Regions from separate parts of the Mus musculus genome. Here region 1 is linked to region 2. A link is a loop called in an ENCODE intact Hi-C map of the cell type or tissue named here. Cell type or tissue: left cerebral cortex. All regions are shown on one strand. Links, peaks and the distances in the headings refer to the core of each region. The heading gives the core; the rest is flanking DNA.

Region 1 (10,391 bases), core at 1,437-9,436, 55 kb after region 2:
CCTACAGGCTGGCAACAGGCATCAAGAATGGATTGGCAGGGGATGGGCCTCCCCACTTTATAAGCACAGACTCTTAGTAAACTTGGGAGCCTTGTACAGAAACGTGTCTTGGCCTCCATTATTTCTCTCGCTGTTTCCTTCCATACAGCTCTGGCCTCCCATTCAGGAATCCAGTTAGTGTGGCCACAGGCGGCTTACACATGACCAGAAAAGAAGTTGTGGTGGAAAAGGTCTATTTGGCTTACACTAACAGGACAAGAACCTGGAGGCAGGAGCTGATGCAGATGCCATGGAGGGATGCTACTTATTGCCTTTCTCCACGTGGCTTGCTCAGCCTGCTTTCTTATAGAACCCAGGACCACCAGCTCAGTGATGGTACCACCCACAATGTGCTGGGCCCTTCCCATCAATCACTAATTAAGGAAATGCCTTGCAGGCCTGCCTACAACTTGATCTTATGGAGGTTTCTATAAAATCGAGGTTTTATAGGTCTGAAAAATCTCTTTTCCAGACTTATCTCCCACCCTCACTGTCCTAATTACACTCCTATTGTTGTGACTAAAAGCAACATAGGAGAGGAAAGAGCTGATTGGATTTACAATTCCGTGTTACAGTCCATCATTTTGGGAGAAAACAAGGCAGGAGCTCAAGCAGCCAGTCCCGTCACACCCACAGTTAAAAGCAAAGGAAAAAAATGAATGAATTATTGCTTGTTGGCTAGTTTAACTCCCATTTCTATACTGTTGTGTATATTCTATGCTCCTTGTCCGGGGAACAGTTCTGACCACACTGGACTGGATTAATTAAGAATTCCCAATAGCCATGCGCACAGGCCAACCAAATGTTGACATTCCCTCACTGAGACTTTCGTCCCAGGTGACTCTCAGTTATGTCAAGTTGACAGCTAAAATCAACCAGAACATTCCTTTCTCACGCATGCTATCATCTGATCTTTTCTCCATATGTGACAAGCTAAGAAATAAACCATGGTGTTTAGCTGGAAGGTCCGATGTCCACATCTGTTTATTGATTTCTCCCTTAATTCTTTTCTCCAAATTCCAGATGATCACCTGCTTCTCTGAAGCCGTTACTGACAATGTCCCACAGCAGGGAAATCTCTGGGAAACATATACTATGATGTATGGCAGTCACCAGATGATGAACTCTTTGAGGTTGAAGGATGTCATGAAGACCACTATAAAGCAGGGTCCAGTGAGTGTCTCTTGAATAAAGGTGCAGTATAGATGAGACATATTATCTACCTTCCAAGAAACCTAAGGGCTTGCTGATGTCTCCTTTTGGACAGCACCCTAGTTTCCACTGGAGTCTCCTTTATCTAATGGGGGCAAGGCATGCGTTGGTGAATTGGAATGGCCATAGAGAAAGGTAAATTACCAAGCTGTATCTTTACCATCGCTGAATGGTCTAAGAGGAAAGGAGGGGGGACCCACATAGGAAACCACTCACGGATTGTTTGGTCAGGCTAAGAACTCAATGTAAATCTAACATTCTCTCTACTCCAGGCTCTACACTGAGTGCTTCACATATGGTAGCTCATTTCAGGCCTTCACATATGAGGAACTGGTAGCATGGTGAAGTTCTGCTACTCCTCAGAGTCATATACAAAGTTGCACAGCTGGGACTCAAAGTCCACTCACTAATGGAGCCCCATAGAGCAGGCTTTCACACTCATTGTGTGATTTAAAAGTACTTAAAGTCAAGGGTGAGTGTAACCTTTGGGATGAAATAAAAGAACAAACGGAACTTTTGACAGCAGAACTTTGCCACCACAAGCCAGAAACATCCAATGGTAAGGGCTACTAGAGTGAGTCAGGAAAGGGTAGCTATGTGCTGAAGAACACCACCAACGAGTGTGTAACATATCCAGCGGATCAAAAGAGCAAGATGAGATTTCTGTACTCAAGGGAGCCAGGACACAAGGAGGAAGGCCAAATGTTTTCTAATGACAATATTCAAGATCAGCGCATATCCTGACTCATGCGCTTTGATGGACGAAGATTCTGCCTTGGTTAAGTCTGATCGAATTCAAACGTAGCTTACACGCTGTGGGACGATGTCTGGTGAATTCACTGACGTCCCTTGAACCTCAGTTTTCTTGGTAACAGTCATCGCTGAAGATTAAATGAGGTGACACACAAACTCAAGAGGCACTCACTGTGCGACCTGCTTCAGTGGTAGTTTGCTACTGTTGCTACGGTTACCACATTCTCCAGTTTCTCCACTTAAGTTGATGGGCCTACAGGTAGAGCCAGGAAGCTTATAAACCCACACAAATCAATGCCACGGTAAAGAAGAGAGACCATCCTTGGCTTGATGGGTTATGGTTATGTCCTAGCAGCCCACCTGTTTTTTCTTTTCTCCTTCCCTACCCCACACCCCTCCCCATTTCCCAGCTGCTTCTTAAATTTGAAGAGAAAAGGGCCTCCAAAGGAGATCTGCACACTTTTAAAAATAACACAAAACAGAACATCTGAGGTCACGGTAATCCAAGCCAAACAAATAAATTTTGCAGGATTGTATTAACAAAACAAGGCTTACTGGATCAGTGTAGCCGGACTCAGCTCTGTAGAGAGATGTCAAGCTCTGGTGAGTTTCAAACCCAGGGAGGTCGAACAGGAAGATCAAGTCATGGAATACCTCAGAGTTCAGCATCAGTGCTTGTCCAGGAACAGCCATCGTTCTACATGGGATGGGTTTCAGAACCGAGGACTTGAGTACAGTCCTAGAAATCTAGCCCTGGTGAGACTTGTAGATCATTTGTAGGACCTCCTTAGAGAATTAAGTACTTAGTACCTATCAACTTTGTAAATGGGGCTCTTGAAGGTTTGACATCCTCTGAGATGCAGATCTGAGATAGACCCTGGCCTGAGTGAAGTTTATTAATGAACACTTTAGGGAGCGCCACCACTGTAAGGCATGGAAAATATGAGAACAGACTGGAGAATACAAATGAGCTACGTGGACATTTCAGGAGAGGTCACTATCAGTGCCACAAGGAGCTGTGAGGTGGGGATCAGCCTTCATGGCTGCTTCACATTGGAACGGAGGGGCAAGGATCTTCATAGAATTGACTGGAACTGCAGCCACGAAAGAGGTATGACCTTGAGCAGGCATCTCTCTTTTCCTAAAGAAAAGCTCCCTGTCTAAAAGAGGGCTGAGGGCTATTCTGAGATTCTGAGATCGAGTCTAACAGCTGAAGTGAAAAATTCCTCCAGTCTGTCTCTCCTTTTTAGACTTATTTTTTATTTTTCAAATTCTCTGCCCCTCCCTGTGTGTGTGTGTGTGTGTGAGTGAGTGCATGCCTGTTTGCACATACACATGTGTATACATCTGTATATATGTGTACATGTGAGTGCTAGTGCCTGTGGAATCCAAAAGAGGAGGTCGAGGCAGTTGTGAGCTCCCCTCGCCGCACACAATCTGGCTGCTGTGAACTGAACTCTGTACAAGATTCTTTTCTGTTACTGTGATAAGATACCATAACCAAGGCAGCTTAGAGAAGGAAGGGTTTGTTTGGGCTTATGATTTCAGAGGGAGAAGAGTCCGTGGCAATGAGAGAGCAGGTGATAGGCCCAGTGGCAGAAACAGGAAACCCTCACCTCCTTCCTCAAATACAAGCACAAAACTGGGAAAGCAAGAAAGTGACATGAGGCATTTGTTCTCCAAGCCTGCCTCCTATGATACACTTCCTCCACCAAGGTGGCACCACCTAAACCTCTCCCAAACAGTGCCACCAACTGAGAATCAAGTATCCAAATACCGGCGGAGCCTATGCGGGAGATTTGTCTGCCATAGGAGCTACCTCAAAGTCTGGTCCTCTGCAAGAGCAGTGCATGCTCTTAACTGCAGAGCCATCTTCCCAACCCTTCATTCTTCAACATACACTACAGCATCCATTACAGGCACCAATTTTGGATGGAGTCACTCACCTGGGAGGAATGAATACCTTAGACATACTATCAAAAATCTTAAGGGACAGCTGTAGCATCATCTGCAATAGCAAATTTATGGAAAATAATTCTGACACGTCCATATGACAGCATTCTAGGCAATATGGATGAAATTACACTGTCTGCTTATGGACAACTTCTCATGGACAATTCTAAGTTAAATTAAATTGTCAACTGAGCATGCCCTTAATCCCAACACTCAAAAGACAAAGGCAAGCCGATCTCCGAGTACAAGGTTAGCCTGGTCTACATAGTTTCAAAACAGCCAGAGCTACACAGAGATAACCTGACTCAAAACAATTGTGAAAAAATAATTGGAAAAATCAGTGCTCAGCTGAGTGTAGATTAGCAAGAGAAAGTGTGTGCATGTTGGGCAGATAATGGAGTAGATTGTGTCGGATACTGTTACGACTCACCCCTACATCCATCCTCCAGATTCTCTCTTTATACCATGAGAGCTCAAAGTCACAAGTCTTTATGTCCCACATTCGTTTGCCACATATATTCATCTTTGATTCTACCAATTGGTGTTATTTATGTAGGAACTGAAGTGGGGGAGGAGGCATCAGCCCATCTGCTTCTAATGTTAGTTACAGAAGCTTCATTGCCAGCAACAGTAGTTAGACAGATTGTAGCTGTCCCCATAACACTAGTGGGGATGTGGGCTCAAGCTCTCCCTGGACAGCTATGACAGTGACCGCCATGAATGAAGATTGTTGTGGCTTGTTGTTGTGACTTCCCCTTTTGATCCTATTGTAATAAATCCTTATTAACTGCACCCCTCTGAAATAGCTAGGACCACTTCTGGGTCTGACTGTCCTACTCCCATTTCTGTCACTACGGTTAAAATATTCTGATAAAAAGCAACCACAGGAAGAATGGGTTTATTTGGCTTATATTTCCAGCTTCACTGAGGGAAATCAAGGCAGGATCCCAACAGAAGGACTTCTTGATATTCCATACAGCATTACTTCTGAGCAAGGAACCCACTTTATAGTCAAAGAAACTCAACAAGAACCAGGAAGGATGGTGCTTGCTGAATGGTAAGCAGGTACACTGTCAGCTTTCTGTACTAAACTAGTCAGGACCAACTGCCTAGAGAATGGTGCTGCCCACAGTAGGCTGGGCTCTCCATAGATAAATTACCAGTGAAGGCAACACCCATGGGCATGCTTACAGGCCAATCTGATCTAGGAAATACCTCCAATTGAGATTCTTTTCACAGATAACTCTAAGTTATATCAGTTTAACAGCAGAGCTGAACAGACACCAATCAAATACCATACAGGAACACACTTTACAGCTTCATATAGTGGCATACGTTTGTACATTTGAAACCTCTCTGGAAAATCCCCCCATCGAGGAGTATGTGGTGGTGCAGTGATTAATATGTGGTGGAAAAGGAGCGTGTCTAGAGGAAAAGTAGATGAAGGCTTTTCAACAGATGTCACTTTGTGTCTCTTCAGCTTTTTTTTTTTAACAAGAACAATCTCACAACCTTCATCGTCACCTGAATAATAACATAAGGGCCATCAAAATAATATGAAGAAATGTTCCCAACAAAAGACACCTTTAAAAAAAAAACCATTGTACAGCCTTCTCAACTTCCCCTGCCCTTTACCTTTCTAATTGGAAACAATCTGGAACAGAATAATACTATCCTCCTTTTAGCTCCGACCCAGTTGTTTTCATGACTTTAATTTTTTTTTTTAGAAAGAATCTCTTCTACACCATCCAATAGGAGGCTCATATGCTCATCAAAGCCAAAAGCCAAAAGCACAACCCTCTATCCATGCATTAATTCATCATACAAGCCACGCCTGAATCCAAGATCTATTTTGCAAGTATCTGAAGATGAGGTTGATGGCTGCACCATCACCTTGGGCGCCTTCTGGTCCTGGCCACACAATGTGTGGGAAAACTCTGCTAATTAAGGTTGAAGTCTACCATGGCTGGATAGCCTCTAGGCTCTGGCCAATATTGGATCATCCCTTCTTCGGTGGGTCTTCTCCTTCTCTGAACTTGTGTGGGGAATTCCAAGCCTACACACCCTTACCTCTACCTGAGGAATGTCACATAGTCTCAATTAGTTTATCAATTCCCTTTCTTCTGGTAAAAGCTGTTCAGTGGCACTTGAGATTCCTGAAATTCGTCCCCATGTGAATGAAGCATTCCAGGTACCCTAAGGTCCCAGCTAATGACATTTGCCCATCCTAGGTATTCCTGCCCTCAGTCTCCAAAAACTTTATAAGCCTTCAGTCAGAGCAATCAGAGTAAAGTTGCTCTGTCTACTGACTTTGGTTCCCAGTGTGGTTTATTCTCCATAAGTACTCACAGGGCTTCTGAATCCCGTTCAATGTCTTTGCTCCCATTGCCCTCTCAGGTTGTATTGGCCAACAATCCACTAGACTGCAGAAACCCACACCATGTTGGAACTCAGCAAGGCCACATGAGTTAGGAAGGCCAGCTCAGAAAGAGACTAATGGAACTCCGTTTTGGTTTTTAACTTTAATTTACTGTGAAATATCCTCCCCACCTTTTAGTGGCCCAGTTTCTGCCAGAGAATTTCTAGCACAGGAGATACCCTCCCTACCTACAGCACAGGTCAGTCCGTTAATCATTTGTATTGCTCTAGGCTTCTGTTTACAAAGTTGAAACCCCTCTCCCTGCAGGACTGCACCATTAGCATGAACTCTAACCTCAGTGAAACAATATAGGGTGGTGGCTGAACACAGAAATCCAGGCTCAGATTCTTTCTCCATTACTCATTTCTGCTGATGGTTTAACCTTTCTGAGCTCTCATTTCTTCATCTTCTAAATGGAGACAGTCAAAGCGCCCATCTCAAAGTGTTATCACAAGGCTAAATTAAATTACTAACACTCCTTCGGGTGGCAGATGTTTGTAGTGAGTGAAATGGGACCAATTGGAGACATCTCCGGTTCCTTGACCTTCTCCTTCTTCCTCATAGACCTTGGTCTCCTCCTGTTCCAACTATTTTTCAGGGCACTCCAGGTTGCAGACAGTGCTCCATCCATCGGACCTCTCACCTGAATCTGTTTAGAATACTTTTCTAAGCATGTCTGTCTAGTGGTACATTGGGGGCAGGAATGGATTGTCATATTCAGGTATTCTAAAGGCTGCACTAGATCATGAAGCCTGCAGCAGCATCAAACTGATAGCAAGAACCATAACTGCAGCTTAGTGAGCACAAACAAGCATTCCAGAAAATTACACTAAATATATTAATTATCTAGTCCATAGAATAAGTGTAGCTCCGGGGGCTACAATTATTACCCTCACTTCTCTGATAAGGGAATTGATACTTGAAGATGTTTTAGGTGGATGGTCGACCCAGCTGAAGCAGGGTGAAGCTGAAATTCCCATCTCCATTCCTATCTATCTTCCCTACAGCCACAGACTCAGTCATCAGCCCACATTTCCACCCATAAGCACTGAGCTGTGTTCTCCTCAAACATTAGATTTTAATAAGCTAGCCCTCTTTGATCCTGTTTCATCTCAGCTGAGTTTCTGAATGGGACTTCACATTGCTTATCCATTTAGTTTGATCACATCAAACAGAATCCAGCATATATGCTCTATCTCATCTAAAGTCCTCAGACAATGAAATGTAATAAATCCTTATTGAGGAGGTATCAAATAAAGTCAAGTGTGGGCCCTTCCCAAGCCATCAGATATACTCCTTTCAATGTATATACATATCAATCCATCATTTTCTGTTGACTCTGGTGTCCAAACAATTACCAACATGTCAAGCTGAACTAACTTCAAACTTCCACTTCTTTATTTTGTTGACACGTTTCGTAAAATTTCATCCTATTTTAATGATCAATATCTACTGTTAATTAAGGTTTATTCTTTAAAAACATATTTTCTTAGACTTTCATATGTGTACAGTATTTTGATCATAATCACCTCCACTCTTTTCCATTCTCCTCTTCCTTCTTTTCAAATCCATGGAGTCTAATCAATTAGTGCTGTCCACATAAGCATGGGTGCAGGGCCATCCACTACAGCATGGTCAACTTACCAGAGGTCACATCTTGGTAAAAAACTGATTTTTTTCCACCCTTACTAGCCACTAGGTGTCAATAGCTCCTCAGTGGGGTAAGATCTTATGTCCCCCCCCCCTCGGTCCCCCATACACATACATACCAGGTAAATTCTATTGTAAGAAAGGTATTAACCTTTCTTAGAATATATAGACAATTATGATATAAAGACTAAAGTATGCATAAAAATAATAATAAGTTAAATGTTTAGGGAGATGGCCACTGGGCTAGAATGTTTGTCATCAATCATAAGAACCTGAGTTCAGACCCTTAGCACCCACAGAAAATGTGGATAGAGAGACATACACCCATAACCGCAACACTAGGAGGAGAAAGACAGCTAGGAGTAGGAGGATGAGAGAGATGGGGACTCATTGTCCAGCCAGACTAGCCAATCAGTGAGCTCCATGTTCAGTTAGAGATCCTGTCTCCAAAACCAACCAACCAACAAACCAAAAAAAAAAAAAAAAACCCAAAACCAAAAAAACCAAAACCTAAACCAGAACCCAAACCAAATAGAACAACCAAAATACCTCAACAACAACACAAAACAACAAAACAAGGTAGAAATGGATAGAGGCAGATACAGTCTGTTGACCTCCAGCATACACACATATACATGCTAGTGAAGGTGCTCATACATGTGCATACACATTCATATAGCATACATGTTGAGCTCACCCCTAAACCAGAGATCTAAATTTCAAAATGTTCCCTGTCTAAAAGTCTGAAGGTTACCATGTCAGCCCTGGCCTCAAGCAACAGGTCATAATCAAGATATAGGTGCACTAACAATATTATGTAGAATCTCTATTCAGTGTACATGTCACATGGCAAACAGAAATTAACTTTGTATTTAGATTCAGCTTCCCTCCTATAATATGTCATCATGTATGTGGGAAAATAAATAAATCTGAGACACTTCTGGTCCAGAAGATCCTCAATCTGTACAGGCTCTGTTGGTCCAAACACTTCGACCTATTTCCCTTTCAATCATTCAAGAACAGAGACTGCAAAGGGAGTCTCCTGTGCTCAGATGTAAGACTCTCTAAGATTGCTGGAGTAGGTTCTGTCTGCCTTGATATCTCCATTAATACTGAGAAAAGACTGAATATGGCCACTCTCTTTCTCTCTTTCTCTCTCTTGCTCCCCTTATCCTTTCCTCCCTTCTTTTCATTTCCAGTTTGACCAGGCCCAGGGTTCCCTGCTACTCAGTCCTAGTAGAAAACGTTCTCAGTCTGTGGGTCTACTTAACATTAATGTATTCATCCACAGACCCTACCTCTTGATCTCATAGAGGAGTGACTTGTGTCTGTGGAAAAGTTATCTGGCTTCAAATACAAACAGGAGAGCTTGGCAGACCAAACCAAATACTGGCCAAATACTCTCTAATCCCACCAGGATGCCACAGTCTGACCCTGGAGAGGCGGCTGGGTAATCAGATGCAAAGTGAAGCAACTCTCTACTTGCCTCCCTGGGCATTCGGATTCCTGGCTCTGATACAGCCAGGCAAGTGGTTTTGGAATTGTGAGGAAGAGGGTGGAGAGATGGGGTGGAGGCTTCCTCTAGGCCAACCACAACTAACTCTTTGACTCTGTCCAACAAAGCCCAGACAGCACAATTATCTGGCTAATCTGGCCCTTCGTTGAGAGGCCAGCTTAGACTAAACAGTGGCTTTTATCCTAATACTTCTCTTTACAGTGCTAGAGGATGAGTGTGAATTTCCAAGGGGTTGGGGTTGCTTATGAGACCCACCCATTGATCCAGATGGGCCAAACACAAGCCATTCAAAGAGTTTGAGAAAGGATGTCTTCCAGAGACAAATGGCTAAATGACATCCTAATTGGTTTCCTGACTAATTTACTTTCTGGCTCTACATGACTAGAAGTAAGAATGTCCGAGTCAGCCAACATTTTCCATCATGATTCTAGCCCTCACAGACTCCTGAAGTGTTCCCAGTATCCCTGGGTGGTTATAGTAGCTCCATCGGGTGCCCATTCCTGCACACAGTTTTGGTACCTCCCACTTGGGCCAAAGGCAGTGTTAAGATACAAAGGGGATGTGAAAGCATGCCTTGAAGTTACCACAAAGGAGATGAGGTAGGTCCAGCTTGGTTGGCAACTAAACATTTGCCAGATGGTTTACAGAAAACCAAGATTTTTGAAGAAAGAATAAGAAGCAGTGATTTATCACTCTTGGAAAGTGACATGCAGCCAGAATGTGTGGAATCTGTCAGTTATTCATTCTGCAAATATTTCCTTCAGTTCTAGTTTGGGCTGGGACCCATGCTACTTAACAGAATGAAATCCAAACAGGCATGGCCCCTATCCCCAGGCAAATAATCCATCC
Region 2 (10,391 bases), core at 841-8,840:
CCTAGAGTAGCACTTCCAGGACCCTACCTGGGAATGTCCTGTCTTTCAATTAAACTCCTCATGAACCTTGCACTGAGTGGTCCTACACTGAGTGGTAGGGTTTGAGATGTTTTTTTTTCAGGATGTCTTCATTGTCTCCGTGCTTAGATTTACCCACACCTCAAATTCAAATTTTCTGCCTTGCTAACATTCAGATTAAATGACACTGTCCTTGACCCAAAGGGCCAGGGTCACAGTCTTAAGACCTAGCTTTAATCCTACTTGTGAGACCTTGCACAAGCACCTTGCCCTCTCTGAATTCCCGATCCCTGTCTGGGCAATACAGCTTGCCTTAGGCAGGTGTCTGCGAAGCCTCACAGCACACAGATGACTGTGATTATTTCAGTGGGCTGCCTGCTGATAGAGTGCAGATTCATTCTGCACATTTTTATCTTTGTGTTCGTTCCCAGTACCTTGAATAAACAATGTCTTCATCCAGTTTTTAAAAGACGCTCTGATTCTACCTTGGAATCCGCTTGTTTCCCCAGCTGGAAGTGGTCAGCTGTCTCTGGATGCTGGCCTGAATCTCCAACACTGTTGATTTAGCATTTATCAAATGAATCCCACGAATCCTGGGTACCTGTCAGCTCTCCCTGCCCATGGGCCCAGGTCTGACCTGCCATTGCATTCAGAGAACAAGCCAATGTGGAGTGGCAGTCCCTCTGGCTGGGACAGGTACCTGTCAGGGTCTGCATTAGAGAGGAGGGGCACACAAGTCAGCCTCAATCATGGATGCTGTGCTCAGACACTAGAGGACCATGAGTGGGAATAAGGGACTCGGAAATGTGGGCTCCTGGTAGTCTACACCGTCACTGGGAACAGCAAGGATTGCAGATTCATCAACTGTCGGGCTGAACTTTATTCCTCCATTGTAAGCTTCTGAGTTAGTGTGGAGCATGGATTTCAGATCCCAGGCTCATGGGCTCAGCAGCTGTGTGACCTCTGACACTGCAGCATCTCTGTTTTTCGTCTGAAAACTTGATTGTTCAGAGGATCAAAGGCAGTAACTGCTATAGAAGTCCTCAGCATAGGGGAAGGCACATGGCAAGGACTTTATCAAGACTGCCTGTACTATACCCAGTGTTTACAAGCACTGTCCTATGAAACTCTGAGAAGTGAAGCAAGTGTCAGGGAGTGTGTATGAAATAGAGGGAAAACCTGAATCCACGTCTGGTACATCTCCCAACCTAAATAACTTTGCTCTTGGCCCTAGAAGTCAGGCTCTAGTCCAAGTGATTGCTTGAATTGCTCTACGCCTAGGACAAAAGGGAGTCACTGATGATGGATGGTGATGTCTGTTTAGAGGAGAGGGGAGAGAGGACAGGGTTGGACATCTTAGCAAATGCAGATCACAAGAAGAAAAGCATCTGTTGGCACATCAGGCCCATCTGATACAGTTTTTCTCCAAGCTGTTACTTCTGACCTATAAGGTATCTCTCTGTGAACTAAGGGGAAAGAAGGGCAGAGTCAGACGGTTCATATTCTGCCCCATCTGGATGGTGTTGAGTGCCTCTGCACACAAGCTGGACAACCTTTCACAACTACCTGTCTCTTCTGCCATCCTTGATATCTGCTGGGAAGTGTGAGGAAAGAATGAGTTTGACTTGGTGAAAAAAAAAAGACAGTCAGGGTTCAAATAGGTGCATTCTGGGATCTGGGTAAGGAAGGAAGCGTGAGCTGTGCAGACAGGAGGCAAATGCAAGCCTCCTGTATGTATCTATGTATGTATGTATGTATGTATGTATGTATGTATGTATGTATAAATGCATGTATGTATGTATATGTATGTGTATGTATGTGTATATATACATCTATACTACATATGAATATTCATTCATATCTAACCCAGAACGGCTTCAGAAAGCCAGTGACTTTATCGTGCTAGTTTTCTGCCAGCACCGTGGATGGCAATGGAAGCCAGTCTTGTGGCTTGCTTTAGCGAGCTGGACATGAGACAAGCTGTCAAATGGGAAACAAACGGTATGATCTCAAACTGCATCACAACTTCATATAGTACTAGAATAGTGACAAGCTCTTGCTGACCCCCACCCCCCCACGCAAGGATAGGGCAGTTAACAATCCCCACCCACCTGTAAGGCCCCAGCCATCAGGAGGCAGAGGCAGGAAGATCAAGTTCAAAGCCAGCCTGGTCTACTTAGGGAGTCACACGGCAGCCATAGCTATATATTAAGTTTTTTTTTTTAAAAAGAACAAGAAAGGAAAAAAAAAAGTTATTGTTTGATGACAGAGCAGAGAGAACATTTGCCAGAGTGACCCTCCCCAAGTTTAGTATCTGAATGCTCTGGAGAAAATAAATCATGGGAGGAGCTAGAGAGCACATTAGACAGCAGACACCATGCTTAGGGTTTAATCTGAGGAATCCATTTCATTCTTTTATCTATTCCTCAGGTTAGATACTGATGTCCCTTTGGATTTGTATATTGGAAAACCGAAGCATAGAAATATTTACCAAGTTGCCCAGTGTCAATGAGAACACAGGCTCAGGAGAGAATCAGAAAGTGGAGAACAGGGGCTAACTGAAGAACTGGGCTGAGCATGCATGACTGAAGCATGTAAGACTGGATCAAGAAGGATGGATCTGGAACAAGGCAGGCCTGGAGTAAGTCCTGGCTCATGTGCTCTTTTGTTAGCCACACGGCAAGTTGTGGAACTTCGGTAGTATGAGGACAGTGACAGGAGAGATGCTTGCCTATCTCTGAAATCCCCAAGCGGGGGTTGCAGAGTCATCGAGGAGAGGAATGTAGCTCTCTGGCTCGCTGGATGACATAGCAAACAGTAAGAACTCAACTTTAAGACTGGAATAAGGCTCAGTTGGTAGAGAGCAAAGCTTAGCATTCACAGAGTCCTGGGATCAACAGCCTACTATCCCATAAAACAGCATAGTGGCACACATCTGTAATTCCAGCATTCATGTGGTGGCAGCAGGAGAGTCAGGAGTTCAAGGTCAGCCTTAGCTACATAGCAAGCTTGAAGCCATTCTGGGTTCCATAAGGCCCTATATCAAAAAACAAACAAAGAAATGAGCAGACCTCCATAGCTGTTAGGAATTTCTTAAGAGTAAACTTAGGGTCAGTGTGATGGTTCCGTTAGCAAAGAGCTGCCTTATAAGCACAAGGACCGAGTTTAATCCCAACAACCCATGTTAAACACCAACACATCAGCTATGGTGTGCACGCTTGTGATCCCAGTGCTAGGGAGGTACACACAGGTAGATCTCTGGGTCAGCATGTCTAGCCGGTCTCTGAGAGATCTTGTCTCAACAAGGTGGGCGGTACACAGGGAACCAGAGCTGAGGCTGTCTTCTGGCATTATACTGGTTAGGGTTTTTTTGTTTTTGTTTTTGTTTTTTCTGTCAATTTGACACAACCTAGAGTTACCTGGGAAGAGAGAACCTCAACTGAGGAATTATCTCTATCAGATGGATCTGTGGCCATGTTTGTAAGGGCTGCTCTTGGCTGATGATGGATGTGGGGTGACCCAGTCCACCGAGGGAGGCATCATTTGTAGTTAGAAGAGTCTGGGCTGTATAAGAAAGTAGCTTTTGTGTGCCAGTCAGAAAGCCAGTTAGCAGTGTTCCTCTATGGTTTATGCTTCGTGATCCTCCCTTGAATTCCTGCCCTGCCCTTCCTCATTGATAGACTGTGTTCTTGTGCTGGCTAGTTTTATGCCAACTTGATACAAGCTAGAGTCATTTGGGAAGAGGGAACCATAATTGAGAGCATGCCCCTGACTACATTGGCCTGTGGGCAAGCCTGTGGTGCAGTGCATCTTCTTGATTGGTGATTTATAAGGGAGGACCCAGCTCACAGTGGGTGGAGCCAGCCCTGGGTAGGTGATCCTAGATGCTGTTAGAAAAGCAGGCTGAACAAGCCACTAGGAACAAGACAGTAAAGGGCACTTCTCCACGGACTCTGCGTCAGTTCCTGCCTTGATTTTGTGTTCAGACTTCCTTTAATGATGGACATTGATATGGAACTATAAGCCAAATAAATCCCTTCCTCCCCAAGTTGCTTTTGGTCATGGTATTTTGTCACAGCAACAGAAACATTAACTAAGGCAGGTCTGAAAATATAAGGGAAATAAACCCTTGTCCCCTCATGTTACCTTTGTTCATGGTGTTTATTATATCACAGTAACAGAAAGCAAACAAGAACAGGTTTCCACAGGCATGTGTACACAAACGCATACACACACACACACACACACACACACACACACACACACACACACACACACACACAAAGCATGCTCAGAACTTCCAGCAAGGGGAAAGGTTTAAACCATGCACTTAACCAATAGTTGTGGTTTGCAGCTCAGTACTGCAGAGAGGAACATCACTTGGTCTTTGTCCTTCCAGATCTTCTAGAATTTTCAAACGGCCTCTAAGAACAAGTTGTTCATTCAGTACGATGGTACCAGCCCCAGCTCTGAGTACCAGGGATGGAGTGAGTCACAAGACAGACCCCAAACCTGCCCTTCACGAGCTGATGATGCTTTGGCACTGGAGGGAGAGAGAGTCAAGCAAACAGACAATGCAGCAGGGGTGAGGGCTGCTAGAACAGGGAGCAGAAAGGGGCAGAGAGGCCCCCGTTGGGAAAGGGATCCCTTTGGAGTGCATGGTAACATGAGCACATCCAAAATACTGAGGGGAATGAGCCACGGTAATGTGCGGCAGAAAGCTTTCCCAGGTGGAGGGAGCAGGGAGGAAATACAAAGACTATTGGAGAGAAAATGTATGACGGATGAAGACTAGCAAGGGACACACATGCTGGATGGTGGCAGAAAGAGGATGTAGAACCCACATGTGTGGAGGTTGAGAGAGCATACCCACCACTTCCTCACCACTATGGGGCAGAAAGGGAACCCCAAAGGGCTTTGAACATACGTCTAGAATCTATAATAGCTTCCAAAGAGCCCATCTAGCTACTGCCTAGAGAAAGAATGGAAGGGTAGTGCCCCTTAAATTCTTTACAACTTTGATCAAGAGAAGGGACCTACTTTTATTTAGATTTGCCCTATGCCTACCTGTAGATACTAGAATATGATAAAAAATTAATATAAAATGTCAAAGTAATGCTATATAACTTCACTGACCACACATACAGTAGTGGTTAGCTTTAGCTGTCAGCTTGACACAACCTAGAATCACTTTGGAAGAGTCTCAATAAGGGATGATTAGCATTGGGTTGGCTTAAGGGAGGTTGCCTTAATTAAGCTAATTCACATGGGAAAATACAGCCCACGATTCTTGAGTCAGGAGGTCTTGAGCTGTACACAAGTGGAGAAATCTAGCTGAGTACTACAAGCAAGTGAGCACGCATCCATTCATTCCTCAGTGCTCCTGACTGTGGGTGTGACTTATTTTAGGTTCCCGTCACTCTGACAACCTCCCTGCTATGACAGATTGCAGCCTGGAGTTGTAAGTTGAGTGTCCCCCTCCCCTTCATGTTGCTTTTTTGTCAGAGTATTTTATCACAGCAACAGAAATGAAATTACACAGATACCTCTGTGTGGTTCATTCTACTGAAAACCAATTGCCATAGCAGAAGCCCAGCCCACAGGACTGGAAAGCTTCACAGCCACGCAGAAGCAAAAGCACGTATAAGAACCCTGGAACAAGAGAAGGAGAAGGTAGGCTGAGTGAGCTTCCCAGAACTACCAAGCCACAAGCCAACCAAATCGCCCCGGGGAACCGCATCTTGAGCAGAAGAACCACCCAGCCAAGCTCTGCCCAGATTTTCAACCCATAGAATAAAATAAAATAAAATGCCATGAGTTTAGACCACAAAGATTTGAGGACATTTGTTACACTGTTATGAGATAGCAATGGAAGAAATAAGGTCCTCAGGGGTCTTGGCTATGATGGATATGATGTGGCTATTTGAACTTCCTTCCTTGATTTCTCCACAACGATGGACTGTAACTGGAATTGCAAGTGGAAATAAATCCCCCTTCCCCCCTATGTTGTTTCTTTCCAGGCTAATTTATCATCAGAAAGGAAATGAAACCAGGACATTTGGATACCCCATATTTCCCTTCGACACTGGCCTCCCTCTGAGCCAGTCTCCTTCCGTGAAGCACAAGTTGTCTAAGCCTCAGAGCCCTGAGCACTGCCAGGCACTACCGAACCATCATGAGAAATTCTACAGAGGGTGAGGTGAGGATTTCGATTCCACAATACCAGCAAACAGGCCAAACGACACAGAAACATTAGCGATCAGCAAAACAAAGAAACATCCCAGAAAAACAGCATCTGAATATAACAGGAAACCTCAAACATCATTGTATAATTTATCAAGGGCATTGCCGCCACCCTCCACCCCCACCCCCCCACGTCATCTGTTTTAACCATATCGGCAAGTCTGCAGAGTTGGCCGCATCATCTCTGCTTTACAGACAAGGAAGCGGGTTCAGAGAGGCCCAGTCGCTGGCTCTCAGGCCCTCAGTTTGCTCTAACTTTCCAGAGTTCATTTTTCTTATTGCTGTTAATACATCACCATTGCTAAAATAAACCCGGCCTCCTTTGCTATCTGACTGTGGATGTACCGTGGCTGGCTACATTCTGCTCTCAAAGCCACAGGCTATTCCCAATGATGGACTGAATCTCCCTCCTTTCAGTTGCTTTGGCCAGGTATTTTGAAACAGTCATGAAAAAAGTAACAAGCTAACTACATCACTGGTTAAGTGTGTGGGCGTGGCAGGCTCGGGGGCAGAAGGTCCTACTCTTTCCCTTCCTTTCTGTGTTGCTGGAGTCAGAAGTCATGTTGTTCCACCTCCTGGGATTGGCTGGCGGCTGTTTTGCTCTCCCAGGGCAGAGTTCCTAACTGTTGTCTGGAGATGAGGGGCTGCAGGCCTGGCATTTCTTTCTAAGCTCACATTGTCTTTTTCTTGTGCAACTTACCCCATAACAGTCAAGGCCTTCTTTCCCCTGAGACTTCTACACTGAACCTGACAGTGATGTCTGTCAGCATCTGAACCTAAACCATATGTCCTCTCAAGGTCAGAGGTCAAGTGTGGCGTCTTATCACAAAACCCCCACCTGGTGCCAACTGCAGTCATGTCTTCTCAGCGGTGAGTCATTTACTTTACAAAATTTTGAGTCTGCCATTTGTGGGACTTGCCAGCTGGTTGTAGATTGACATCAGCTAAGGTAGGCACTGTGCCAGGAGCTGGGACTAGCGTTCAGAAAAACTGTCTCTAACTGAGTGTTCAGGGACAGCTCAACCCAGGGGCTCAACCCAGGAACAGGTGGCAACTGTCCCCAGGAACCTGTCACAGACAGGGCAAGCAGTGAGCAGAGCACCTGGTTGTGGGGGGAGGGGCGGGTGCATTCCACATAGCACCATGGTGTTGAAAACAAGACAGGTGATAGATGGGGAAAAATGGGGACATGAGAAACTCCCTGTCTACCCGATCTCACGATCTAGAAAAGAGTGCAAGAAATCAAACTCCACTCCAGCATATCTTATGCGTATCTACAGCACATCTACAAACTACCTTATGTTTGCATTTTTGGTACTATCTTAAACCAGGGCTGTCTATCCATCAGTCATCTCAAGTAGAGATATGCAGGCCTGAAGGACATGAAGCAATGTCGTTGGGCCTGGAGAAGAGGGAACTTACAGTCTGGCATGTTTTCACCGAGAAGGGGACGTTTGGTGGCAGAACTGGAAAGAGAATGAGGGGGTGAGGGGACTCTGCTTATAGAAGTGTTTCAAAAAGCATGGCTAGCATGTAGAGAGATTTGCCCCAGTCAGTCTTTTTTTAAGTTCAGTTGATAGAGCGCCTGTGTTGAATGCATGATGCCCTGGACTCTACATACTGGGGCCCAAAACAGGAATTTAGGATCCACACAAAGTCAAATGAGAGGCTAAGGCTCTTCTTCCAGAGCCACGGGGCTCACTCTGGTCTCATTTAGCTTCAGTCAGCTCTTGGGAGAGGCTTCTGTGCTTTTCTGCCTCAGACACCAGCTGCTCTCACGGAACCTGCTGTGAGGCTACATATCCACAACTTAAATATCAGCGTGGGGGCTGTTTGGCTCACAGCTCTATCCTCTACTTCTAGTGTGAATGAATGGGAGACGGGAAAGCCCATGGGGTGTAGATATCTTTAGACCAGTCAATGAGAATAATTTCCCACACACATACAGGTAGGTGCCTTAACGGGGAAATTGGGTTCTGAGCCACACTTGCAGACTCTGCCGGGTCTTCAGTATTCACTCAGTGAATGATTACCTGGAATTTAAAATCCAATGCTTAGGGTAAGCATATGTGAAATAAGAAGCAACGGAATATTATTCATACAAAGTGTGTGTGCCTGCGTGAGTGTGTGTGTGCCATGCAAGTCGGAACCAGAGGTTGATACTAGGAGCCTCACTCACTGTTTACCTTATTTTGGGGGACAGGGTTTCTCAGTGAGTCCCAGAGTTTGCTGAGTAGGCAAGACTGGCTGGACAACAAGGGATCCCCCGTCTTCACTTCCCAGTGCCTGGGTTACAGAGACACTCTGCTCTACTGGTGATCCAAACTCAGCTGGGGCAAGAACTTTACTTACTGAACTAATGCCCAGCCCTGCCCCTTTTTGCTGGAATGTTTGGAGTTCCCAGATAGAAAGTTGGAGAAGGTTGGATACTGACTCCAGTTCTTACATTAAGGGGCTCGGACAAATTGCTCTTCCTTCTTGCCCAGGGCCACAGGGGACACACAGACAGTTCTGAGAGGCAATTTGAAGTTTTTTTAATGATCCGATGTACTGTCCCCTTCTAGCTAGGATAAACTCAGGCATTTCTCTCTTGCCTCACACATTCTCTCAGCAAATAGTCTGCTTGGGTGGGTCCTGGAGTAGGGGGTGTGTGTAGGGATCTGAAACCCTTTGATGATTTTCCTCGAGCTCTTGGTTCCTGATGCTTTCTGGTTCCCACTCTCCAACTCTCTGATGTCTGGGCCTTCTAATGAGTGATGCACATTATCAGCCACTGTGGTTTGAATGGCTGCCTGAGATTTAGAATTGCTCAATGCTACAGACTAAGAGCTGGCTTGAATAATGAGCTTGGGCCTCATTAACATCTGCCTACTTGGGTGTTTTGCATTCTTGGTGTCTCTCATTCGGAGTTCCAATTCCATCTGTCTGGGTGAACACAGCTGCCCCCTTTCCTCACTGCTTGGTGGAGCCAGGCTCTAGTCTGAGCTCAGAAGAGCCCTGCCATCCACAGAACATGATTTCAACATGCCCTGAACTGACCCCTGCTCTGCTTTCTAAATGAAACAAGTGGATTTCCTTAGGAACTGAAAGATCTGAGTGCTTCAAGCACCTCAATACGGTTAGCCCACAGACCTGTGTTTTGTGTGCTGGCCAGAGAGCAGAATGAGAATTTAATTACTGCAAAGACTGATGATTAAACTATCAATTAAAACTTGTAAATGGATACCAGAATCTGACCTCAGAAGCAGGGGCTTAGTGAGGCTGTCCACTGAAGAGTTCATACGTTAGTCTTTCCTAGACTGACTCCCCGCCCTATTCTAAGCCCCAGTAAAACCCAGTTCTCTGGGCAGCACCAACACAGTTCTCCTGCTTTCTGGCTTCTGCATGGCCCCAGCTAGGGATCGGAAGTCAGAGTGAGGAAAGAGTGGTAGCATCTCTCTACCATGCCTACCTGAAGCATCAGGCTGTGCCCTGTTCTAAGTTATCCTATACTGCTTAAAACAGTGGACTTAGAGACTCCATGTGACGTGTCCTGAGAAACTCCATCTTAAATCACCTTTTGTATTTAATTGCTCTGAATACAAAATTCATTTGCATTTCAAATATATATTACACAACCATTGTGGAGGTCATTTCCAACAGTGTGTTTTTGTAATTTTGTGTGCTAAACAGACATTTGAATGGAAACACAGAGGCAGAATGTACTATAGTGGACACATAAGAAACACTCTCTCTCTCGGGGCTGGAGAGATGGCTCAGCGGTCAAGAGCACTGACTGCTCTTCCGAAGGCCCTGAGTTCAATTCCCAGCAACCACATGGTGGCCCACAACCATCCATAACGAGATCTGGGGCCCTCTTCTGGAGTGTCTGAAGACAGCTATAGTGTACTTACATATAATAAATAAATAAATCTTAAAAAAAAGAAAGAAAGAAACACTATCTCTACACACTGCCCACAAGGCACACAGTGATAAATAACACCGATGAATAACTTACTCCTAAAAGTAGAAAGGGTTCTATCCTATAAATTTATCTATATAGGTAAATGTAATGTAAATTGGGACTATTTTATCTATAATTCCTATGAGCACCTATGATTCATATGAGCACATGGGCCCATATTATGATC

The links. Hi-C counts contacts between places; a loop is a spot of excess contacts. Peaks named below come from ENCODE experiments on the same cell type or tissue, not always from the same donor. Only the 100,000 strongest peaks of a DNase experiment are listed, where the experiment ranks them.
Region 1: it touches region 2 in a loop (2.1-fold over the local background); 2 of 42 quality-filtered maps call a loop at or near these places.

The regions. Positions count from the first base shown.
Region 1 is chr10:86,435,300-86,445,690 of GRCm38, forward strand. The region is part of intron 3 of Syn3 (synapsin III); the gene reads right to left. Among named protein-coding and RNA genes, the nearest start is that of Syn3, 58 kb to the right of the region's middle. In left cerebral cortex, for the core only: no CTCF peak of the experiment used is centred there; a DNase peak (open chromatin) is centred at 4,512.
Region 2 is chr10:86,380,976-86,391,366 of GRCm38, forward strand. All of the region lies in intron 4 of Syn3 (synapsin III), which reads right to left. Among named protein-coding and RNA genes, the nearest start is that of Timp3, 86 kb to the left of the region's middle. In left cerebral cortex, for the core only: no CTCF peak of the experiment used is centred there; DNase peaks (open chromatin) are centred at 5,507, 7,200 and 8,070.